2 separate regions of the Homo sapiens genome follow, and region 2 is linked to region 1. A link is a contact called in ENCODE Hi-C or POLR2A ChIA-PET data. All regions are on one chromosome and are shown on one strand. Each heading gives the region's core, a stretch centred on a gene start or an enhancer-like site at or near the end of the contact. The rest is flanking DNA. Distances are from core to core; before and after follow the strand shown.

The links. Hi-C counts contacts between places; a loop is a spot of excess contacts on that map. ChIA-PET counts read pairs that join two places held with the same protein, here RNA polymerase II (POLR2A). Pooled maps may share reads with other maps.
Region 2: a loop to region 1 is called in a pooled map, with 2.7 times the contacts of the local background. The contact joins two enhancer-like sites. A Hi-C loop is called at or near these places in 2 of 50 pooled maps. POLR2A ChIA-PET finds 5 or more read pairs at or near these places in 3 of 52 experiments (BJ, GM12878 and activated T-cell).

The regions. Positions count from the first base shown.
Region 1 is chr11:70,321,637-70,325,922 of GRCh38, reverse strand. It overlaps PPFIA1 (PPFI scaffold protein A1), which reads right to left. Exons shown (of 28, transcript NM_003626.5): 3 at 1,420-1,521; 4 at 912-1,076; 5 at 349-423. LOC105369373 (a long non-coding RNA gene) reads left to right here. Exons shown (of 2, transcript NR_188532.1): 2 at 796-1,115. Among named protein-coding and RNA genes, the nearest start is that of MIR548K, 40 kb to the right of the region's middle. Within about 2 kb of position 1,947, at least 3 of the 41 ENCODE cell types and tissues checked have a DNase peak (open chromatin) inside an H3K27ac peak, as active enhancers do.
Region 2 is chr11:70,433,755-70,438,580 of GRCh38, reverse strand. CTTN (cortactin) reads right to left here. Exons shown (of 18, transcript NM_005231.4): 18 at 2,006-3,555. The coding sequence ends at 3,419. Among named protein-coding and RNA genes, the nearest start is that of CTTN, 38 kb to the right of the region's middle. Within about 2 kb of position 1,525, at least 2 of the 41 ENCODE cell types and tissues checked have a DNase peak (open chromatin) inside an H3K27ac peak, as active enhancers do.

The DNA of each region.
Region 1 (4,286 bases), core at 698-3,197:
CTTGCTCTGTCACCCAGGCTGGAGTGCAATGGTGCAATCTCAGCTCATTGCAACCTCCACCTCCTGGGCTCAAGCAATTCTCATGTCTCAGCCTCCCGAGCAGCTGGGACTAAAGGAACATGCCACAACTCCTGGCTAATTTTTGTATTTTTAGTAGAAATGGGGTTTCACCATGTTGGTCAGGCTGGTCTTGGAACTCCTGACCTCAGGTGATCCGCCCGCCTCGGTCTCCCAAAGTGCTGGGATGACAGGTGTGAGCCACCACGTCTGGCCTTATGCTGCTTTTAATAATTAAAGGATAAAAATAACCCCCCCCCAATTCAACTCATGATGAAGTCTCAAGCTTACCTCTTTGTGTGTGGCACCTAATTCCTCTTCTAACAAACTACATCTTTCAAGTGCTACTCGTAATCGCTCTCTCACCTGAAAATAAAAGGGGTTGAGTTTGTGTGTGTGTGTGTATACTGTTTATTTTATTCTTAATATATAGTTAAGTGTAATATATACACTTAATGTATATATTAGTGTAATATAACATAATAAAATACCATTAATGTCTGTCATTGATCTTACTGTCAAGAAAACTTGTTAATGGCTCTAAATTAAGTTTCAGAAAAATAAATCTTCCCCCGAAATATCAGGTTGTTGCAAAAGTAATTGCAGGTTTTGCCCACAATTACTTTTGCAACAACCTAATACTACCCAATTTGTAACAGCAAATCAATATACATTAGTAATTTTAAGACATTTAAGCCAATTAGTACTTTTTAAACCTACAAAACCCTGTCTTCTTAGAGAAGTTATTTCCAAGAATTCAAGAAGCTTCAAAAAACAAAAGTTACACCAACACTTGTGAAGCTGGCCTAATACACAGCATGTGCACAAACCAAGACTTATGTGGCTGATGGCACCTTTTCATCCAGAGCTTTGTGGTGTTCAAATAAGGACTTCAGTGCTTTCAGCACTTCCACTTCGCTGGACACGCCTGCTGGAGACTGCGCTTGTCTCTTCACCACGGTCATCCTAAGAGACCGCTCATGCCTGGAGACAAGGCATTCCAAATGCTCTAACAGCAGCTGAAATAAAAGGCCAAAATAAAGACTTGTTAAACAGCATTTTTAATTTCATGATTGAATCTGGGGCAAATAACTCCTTTACAGTCTCATACTAAAATGAAGTCCCTTCAATTCCGCAGAAAAACAAATTCCTCTCAATTGTATTAAAATATCATAAATTCTCATCACAAATTTCAAGCCATTAATGTGTGATCATGCTGACTAATCACAGTCTGCTCAGTGGGAAAAGGTATGAAAAGTATTTCAGGCCAGACAGAGTGGGTCGTCCTTTCGTTTTGACACACCGCCCCTCCTCCTGACAGTGGCTCCAGGGGCAGGCAGTGAACAGAAAGGTCACACTCACCCTGGTGTTATTCCTTTCTGCTTTCAGTTCAGCAATTTCTTCTTCCCTTTCAAGGAGCTGTTCCCTGCATACATTGAGTTCTTTAGTAAGTGCTGCGAACTCCTAGAAAATCACAAAACAAAATTAAATAAATAAGAAAGACCCCCTAAAGAAAGCCTTTCATCAAGGCTCCACAGTCTTCACACAAAGGCAACCTCATTACAAGTTATGGGGAAGGGATCTCAGTGATCCTCCAGAGAAAGAGGGCATCAATGGACCACACAGATTCCCTAACAAATCACAACACTGACAGACCATCTGACTTCCCTCTATCCCTGCACCCTGGGACAAGGACAGCAGGGAAAGAAGGGGAATCCAAGTCCACCTTCTCAGCAGCCAGAGAAGTCCAAAACATTTTCCTGAACAGGATCCTGACATGAACTGAATGAAGACATTTTAAATGACTCACAGACATGTGATCTAGAGTTGCTGGAGAGAGAGGAAAGATGGCCTAGAAGGCCACCACCCCTGTCCTAGCCTCCTTTTCTTCCTTTTTCTTTCTGAGACAGGGTCTCATTGTGTCACCCAGGCTAGAGTGCAATGGTGTGACCATGGCTCACTGCAGTTTTGACCTCCAGAGCTCAAGTGACCCTCCCAAGTAGCTGAGACCACAGGCTTGAGCCACCGTGCCCAGCCTCTCTTCTAAAGTAATATTTCTTCTGCAAGAATCCCTACTGTGGGTAATCAACTTCTAGCATGACAGCACAAGAAGCTCCACTGACCTGCTTGCTCCCAAGGAAAACAGGTGAACATTGTAAGAAAACAACTGTTCTGAGACTCTGGAGATCGTTCTAAGGGTTCACAGCAAACAACTGAAAATTCAGTAAGAAAGGCCAGAGTCTGTTGTATTTGAACCAAGACTGCTCCCTGCCTCCCCTTTCCAGGTCAGTGAGGCAGCGACTCTGTTCCAGACTGCTGCAGCTGATAATGTAGTGCCCTCTCCCCCAGTTCCACCCCACCCCAGCTACGTGGTGCTGATGCTGCATCCTGGCTAGTGGAGTCATGGGCAAAGTGGGCCTTCCTACCTCTGTCCAGCCTCCATTCTGGAATGGAGGCTCAACTTTGAGTGTGGCAGGCTGAGAATACTGGGGGTCCTGATCAGCTGTGCCCTGGCTCTGTAAGACGGTAGCTGCAGGGCTGGAGTGACAAGCTGAGAGGGCCCTGGCTGCCGCCATAAGACCAGGGGCGTCATTCAGGGAGAAACGAGTTTGGTGACATTTAAACCTCTTTAAATGTTAGGGCACTAACATTTAAACCCTGGGCACTCTCTTTAAACCTAGGAGCAGTGGAGGTCCTAGTGAAGGCAACTGGAGGTGTGGGTTTAATGGAGGCACAGCCTGGACTGCGGCTGGCTAGTCAGCAGGGAGAGCTGGAGAATTCTTGCTGCAGGAGCCCTCCAGAGTAGGAACAAATCTCCTAAAATGACTTCAGAAACTGTTTCTTAGAATTAGCCACAATTTCACTGAATTGGTTTCTAATTATCCCAGGGCACTGCTGAAGACAACAGAAACATATGTGGGGCTCAGAACTGAGTGTGGTCAGAGAGAGTGGAAGACAGCAGCAGGGTGACTGTGGACACATCCAAAGCTGCGCCTGGCTGGGGAGTAACAGCAGAGGCTGAACACAGCGGGGGTGGGGAGGGGACACAAGCACATTCCACTACATGAATCTAGCATTCACTGAACTGCTTAAGCTGGCAAGTTTTATCTTAGTATATTTTATTGCAATTAAATATATATAGACATTATAAACATATTATACAGTGAGTTTTGGAGACAAGGCTGCTCCTGAGACCATAAAATTAGCTAAAGAACATGAATAGCTCTTCAATTCAGTATTTCAGTGCATACTTGCAAACACAAAGAAATGCCAACAATACTAATGAAGATCACCCAAATGTGGCTTAAAACCTGGTAAGGATCTGTAAGTGCTGAAACCTCTTCAGAGATCGAACGCAGCATTCAGAAGCGGGCTCCTGGGCTGGGCAGCGTGCGGGAGGAGGGTAGGGAGAGGCCGCCAAGTAGACCGGTCTTCTGTCCATGTCCTCCCACCAAGTTTGTTTTCCTTCCTAAGTTTCAGAGATTTCTTATGTGCCAATATTAATCATATCAAATACCGATTTACATCTCTGATAATTAACTCTAGCTGACTGTCAGATCATCTAATGGCTAACTTTAACGAAACACTGTCATCTCATGAAGGGGTTCGTACATGAGGAAAGATTATTTCTCTTGCAGGCAAAAAGCAAACAGACTCAAACTAGCTTCAGTTAAAAAGCCATTATTAGGCCAGGCATGGTGGCTCACACCTGTAATCCCAACAGTTTGGGAGGCCGAGGCAGGCAGATCACCTGAGGTCGGGAGTTCGAGTCCAGCCTGACCAACATGGAGAAACACCATCTCTACTAAAAATACAAAATTAGCTGGACATGGTGGTGCATGGTGGTGCATGCCTGTAATCCCAGCTACTCAGGACGCTGAGACAGGAGAATCGCTTGAACCCGGGAGGTGGAGGTTCCGGTGGGCCGAGATTGCACCACTGCATTCCAGCCTGGGCAACAAGAGCGAAACTCCATCTCAAAAAATAATAATTAATAAATAGCCATAATATGGCACATAACTGTCAAGTCAAAGTACAGAGTCGGCTACAGGCCTGCCTGAATTCAGGACCTTGAATTTTATCATTGTGCCCCTCCATCTTGTCCCTGTCATCTGGGTCAATTTTGTGAAGTAACTGCCAATCCACTAATTTTGTCTTTGACTATGTCTGGTCCAGAGTCTATCATCCTGGCTAATATCCTTTTCATTTACTAGATTTCAAGTTCTTCT
Region 2 (4,826 bases), core at 276-2,775, 110 kb before region 1:
TCGGGAGGCTGAGGCAGAACTGCTTGAACCTGGCAGGTGGAGGTTGCAGTGAGCTGAGATTGTGCCATTGCACTCCAGCCTGGGCAACAGAGCAAGACTCTGTCTCAAAAAGAATAAATTGATTAAAAAAATAAAAATCAGCACAGTGGTGGAATCAGATTTATTGTGTCAGCTTCCCCAGTGCTGAGCCATCTCTCTTACTCAACATCTCCCCTCCAAGGCCCAGCACACAGTATGTGCACAGTTAATACCATGTCAGCCACTCTGAACATCTTGGGTTGAAGAAGCATTCGCCAGCATATCTTCCAGGAGCAAAGTAAGCATTTTCACCCCGACAAAGCACTCTCCATGCTGTGCCCACATCTGAGCGCCCAGAGTGGCCAGCAGTGGCTCCAGTGGCTCTTGGAGGTGCCTGTGTGCCGACGGCTCCCTATGTGCCACAAAATCGTTTTCCATGTCTGGGCACCAAGAGAGAAAAGCACGTCCATGTCCTGCCCTCCCTCCTCCAGCAGGCTGAGAGCAAGCTGCTCCCAGGCAAGCATGCCCCTAGGCTGTTCTTCAGGCCAGAGGGGACTTGGGGAGTGAATCCAACTTTGAGACAGAAGGCACGGTGAGCTGACATTAAAACGACCACATCTACGCTGGGCACGGTGGCTCATCCCTGTAATCCCAGCACTTCGGGGGGCCGAGGCAGGTAGATCACTTGAGGTCAGAAGTTCTAGACCAGCCTGGGCAACATGGTGAAACCACGTCCCTACTAAAAATACAAAAAGTAGCCAGGTGTGGTGGCATGCACCTGTAGTCCCAGCTACTTGGGAGGCTGAGGTGGGAGGATTGCTTGAGCCCTGGGTGCACAGGTTGCAGGAGCGGAGATCACGCCACTGTACTCCAGCCTGGGCGAAAGAGCAAGACCCTTTCTCAAGAAACAGAAACAAAAAACCCCAACCACATCTAAAAAGAAAGCGGCTAAGATTCAGGTGGTTGGCTCCAGGCACTCAAGCTGCCAGGCCACGCTTGGCCACCAATAGAACAGAAACACAGACCCACTCAAGATGTGTCCCGCTCCTGTTGAGCCCCTGCCATGCTCATCCGCAGGCGGCACAGGCACACACCGACTGGGCAGACAGTGGGCCAGCGGGGGCCCTTTCTGCATGGCCCCCTCCCTTCGTCACACCCTGTCCTCCAGCCCCCTGACCCCGTCTGCCCACCCTGGCTGGGACTTTCCCCTGGTTCACAAGCCTTCATGCCTCATTTCTTCAGGACTCAGCTCCCTGCAGGTGGCTGCAATCTCACCCAGCAGACAGGCCCTGTGTGGGACGGGGCTCGCCGTTAGGGCTGCAACCCTGTGATGCAGAACCCACAGCAGCCCGGTTGTGGCAGGAGGGCGGGGGCACTCTCACGTTAGGCTCCTGTGGGCAGAGCTGGCAGAGGCACTGTTTCCTAAGCCAGAGGCAGGTGTGGGACAGCCCAAGGGAGGAGGCAGTGCTCCGTCACCACCCAGGTTGGAAGGGGTAGCAGGCATGTCGTGTAGCCGAAAGCTCCCTGGGAGCACCTGATGGGCAGAAGTGTGAGCCGGAACCCAGCTCCCCAGCACCCCCGGCTCCCGAGGGCACACCTGCTCCCTCAGTGCCACTGTTCCCCTTAGCCTTTAACTTCTGGTGCCCCTGAGCAAAACGAGACTGGGAGCAAAATCCCCCTCAGGATTTGAGAACTGTAATTCAGAAATGACTTTTAAGCACAGAGTGTTTTATTTTGCTTGGAACCTTTGTGCAAAAAACTGAATCATCTGCCAGAGTAAACACATTTCAGTTCATAAGCAGCACCTTTGAATGAACACTGAAAAGGGAACGTACGGTTCGGTCTAAAGCCAGAACAGAACGCGTGAGACGCACTGGACGGCAGGAGAGCCTCCGCCAGCCCAGGTCCGGGGCGCAGGACACCGAGAGTGTCGACGCAGCTTCCACTGCAGAACGGAGTGACCACAGACCAAAGCAAATCACGCAAGTGGATCAAAAAATGTTTATTCTGAATTCTTTAATTTAAAAAAATCATACCTATGAGGTGTGCTACAGGAATTCAGATACAATAAGTTGCATATAAAACCCGACCTCATTGCTCATTGTGGTAAAGCAAGGATGATGAGAAAATGCACCTCAGGAGCAAAAACACGCTTCACGGGCACTCCGGGACCCAAGTCCCGAGACATTTCCACGTGACCTTCTGGAAAGACACACCGCCCACCTGACTGCACGACGGGACTGGTCCAGCCTCCCGGCTCCTCAGGAAGGAGATGAGTTTCCTACAAAGTGAGTGGCCACAAATGCCAGGACAGCGGTGTCCTGGAGCTGTGGGGGGACCTTGGGGAAGAACACACACTCATCTGCACTTCACACTTCTAGCCTTCAACTGATCAAACTACTGAAATTGAACATGATATTTTGGCAAAAATACTACACCCCCATTGACAGGAGGAGGGTTCCTGGCGGCTCACAGCAGAGCAGGCACTGCCTTCCTTCCCAAGGCCGAGAGGCCATGCTGTGACATGGCACACACACCGCCCCAGGCTGCCCGGTGGCCCAGGGACCATATGGGTGACAGTTAAGACATCAGCCTTTGTGAAAAGCCAAGCCCGACGCAGACCTCAACTGCACTGTGCGTCCCAATCCAGAGACCCGCGGGGCAGGGGAGGATTTCAAGGACTCAGTGACACTGCCCGGCGGGGACAGGAGAGGCTCCCAGCAGCCCTCCCGGTGACCTGGGCATCAGGGGATGGGTAGAGATGAGGACAAGCCGGAGTGGGCACAGGAAAAAAACCAGGGTCTCTGCTAGAAGTCACCTGATCCTGCGGGCTGTCACGGTATGACATAGGCAGATTTCCCATCTGACATGGCAGCTCCTGTGCTCTGGGTGACTTAGCTCCGGGTTAACTTCCATCAGGCCCAGTCCTCTCCTCCCCAGCAGTGAGACTCTAGAGGAAGCCCCTCGTCTGGGACAGTCCTTCCTGCCTACCCGCCACAGGGCCGACCTGAGGCCTCGTGCTTGTCCTGGGAGGTCCCGACTGCACTTGATGGGCACGAGGGCAACACGAACACAAGAGAATGCGAGCTCCCTGAAGCTGCCGCGTGACAGTCAATTTGGCAAAAAAGAAAAAAAAAACCATCAATGCATAAAACCAATTACCAAAGTCCTCCTAAGGAATGTGATTACAATATATTAGCAAATTCTGTGGCATAAACATTTTCAAAAGCATCAGCAAAAGTATTAAATATAAAAGCAATGTGTATATTCCCCTCCCCACCTTCAAAAAAAAAAAAAAAAAAAAAAAAACAGAAAAAACCCAAAACCACCCAAGAACCAAAGAAGGCCTGATCTGTAGTGTGAGGATCCAGGGCGCAGCTCCGGGGGGGGGCTGGGGGCCCTACTGCCGCAGCTCCACATAGTTGGCTGGGAAGAGCCCGTACCGGCCCTTGCACACCCCGCGCCACCAGCCGTCGTCAATCATCTCGATGTTGGTGATGATGTCATCAGGGTCAAATGAGATCTCATCATCGCCCGCTGGGGAAGAGAACACAGAGAAAGATGCTGAAGTGCAAGCGTTTCCTGGTCTGCCAGAAAAAAAGCACAACCCAGAGCAAGCTCCCAGGCAGCCTGCTCAGAGATGCCCCCTGCAGAGATGCGGACCACCGCGGAGGCTCCTGCTGCCTCTCCCATGCCACCAAGGCCAGGATTTGTGAACATGAACCGAGAGAGTACAAAGAGGCACAGAGCCCTTCACACAAGCACCAACCCCACCCGGACCCCTTCCTCAGGAGCAGGTTTCCACCACATAACTCCAGCCCCGCCTGCCCTCCCTTCCCCTCTCTCTGGCAGACGTGTCTGTGGAGGGGGTGGGGAGATGGGCTGCGGAGGCCGCAGTGGAAGGACAGCCAGGGGACACCCGGAGAGAAGCCCGAGGTGATGGCTGAAATGGGAATGGAGGGCAAAAGCCACGGTGATGAGAATCCACGCACAGGTGCCGAGATGCCACAGACACACCCACATGCGTGTACGCAAATGCACGTGTGCAAAAGGCACTGAACGGGGACGGCCAGCGCTCACTTATGGTAGAATGCCAGCTTCCGCGCTGATGGAAAGTTGCAAACGGGAAGCACTCAAGAGGCAGAGGCCGGGGGTTCTGAGGGGAATCCCACGCCACCCGTAAGATGCTTGTCAACTGCAGAGGGGTGGTGGTGACTTTGTGGACCAGGTGGTGGCTGAGACAGAGGGACAAGTGGATGCTATGCGGCCCAGCAGAGAGCCCCACCGCATGGTCTCCAAGACCTCACCGCCACCAGAGCACAGCTCAGCCTGGCCCTGAGGGAACACGGGGCGGGCGGCTGAGGCCAGCCCAGGAGCTGAGGCTGCTCTTAAACTGCCAAGGCCGCAAAGGGAACTCAGGGGAACGTGCAGGCCACACGGGAGCTGGCGGCCGGGGCAGGACAGGCAGGAATGGGGTCTCGAACATCAAGGCATCTGTGCGGCCCCCTCACCTGGAGGGTGGGGTGTCCCTGTGGGACAGCATCTTTGATCTTGGGAAACACGCTGGAGTCTTTGGGGGTGGCAGCACCCCTGCAGCTCTCCAAGGGTTCAGAGAATACTAAAGATAACAGGGGGTGTGTGCGTGTGTGTGCAGAGATGGAATCCGGGTAGGGAACATGGGAGTTCTTGGCACTATACCTGCAACTTTTCTATATCTCTGAAATTATCTCAACATAAATTACTTCTAAAACTAACAACGCTAGAGAAGTGAATTCTCAGAAAACAAGCAGAGGCAGGCGCAGCTGCCT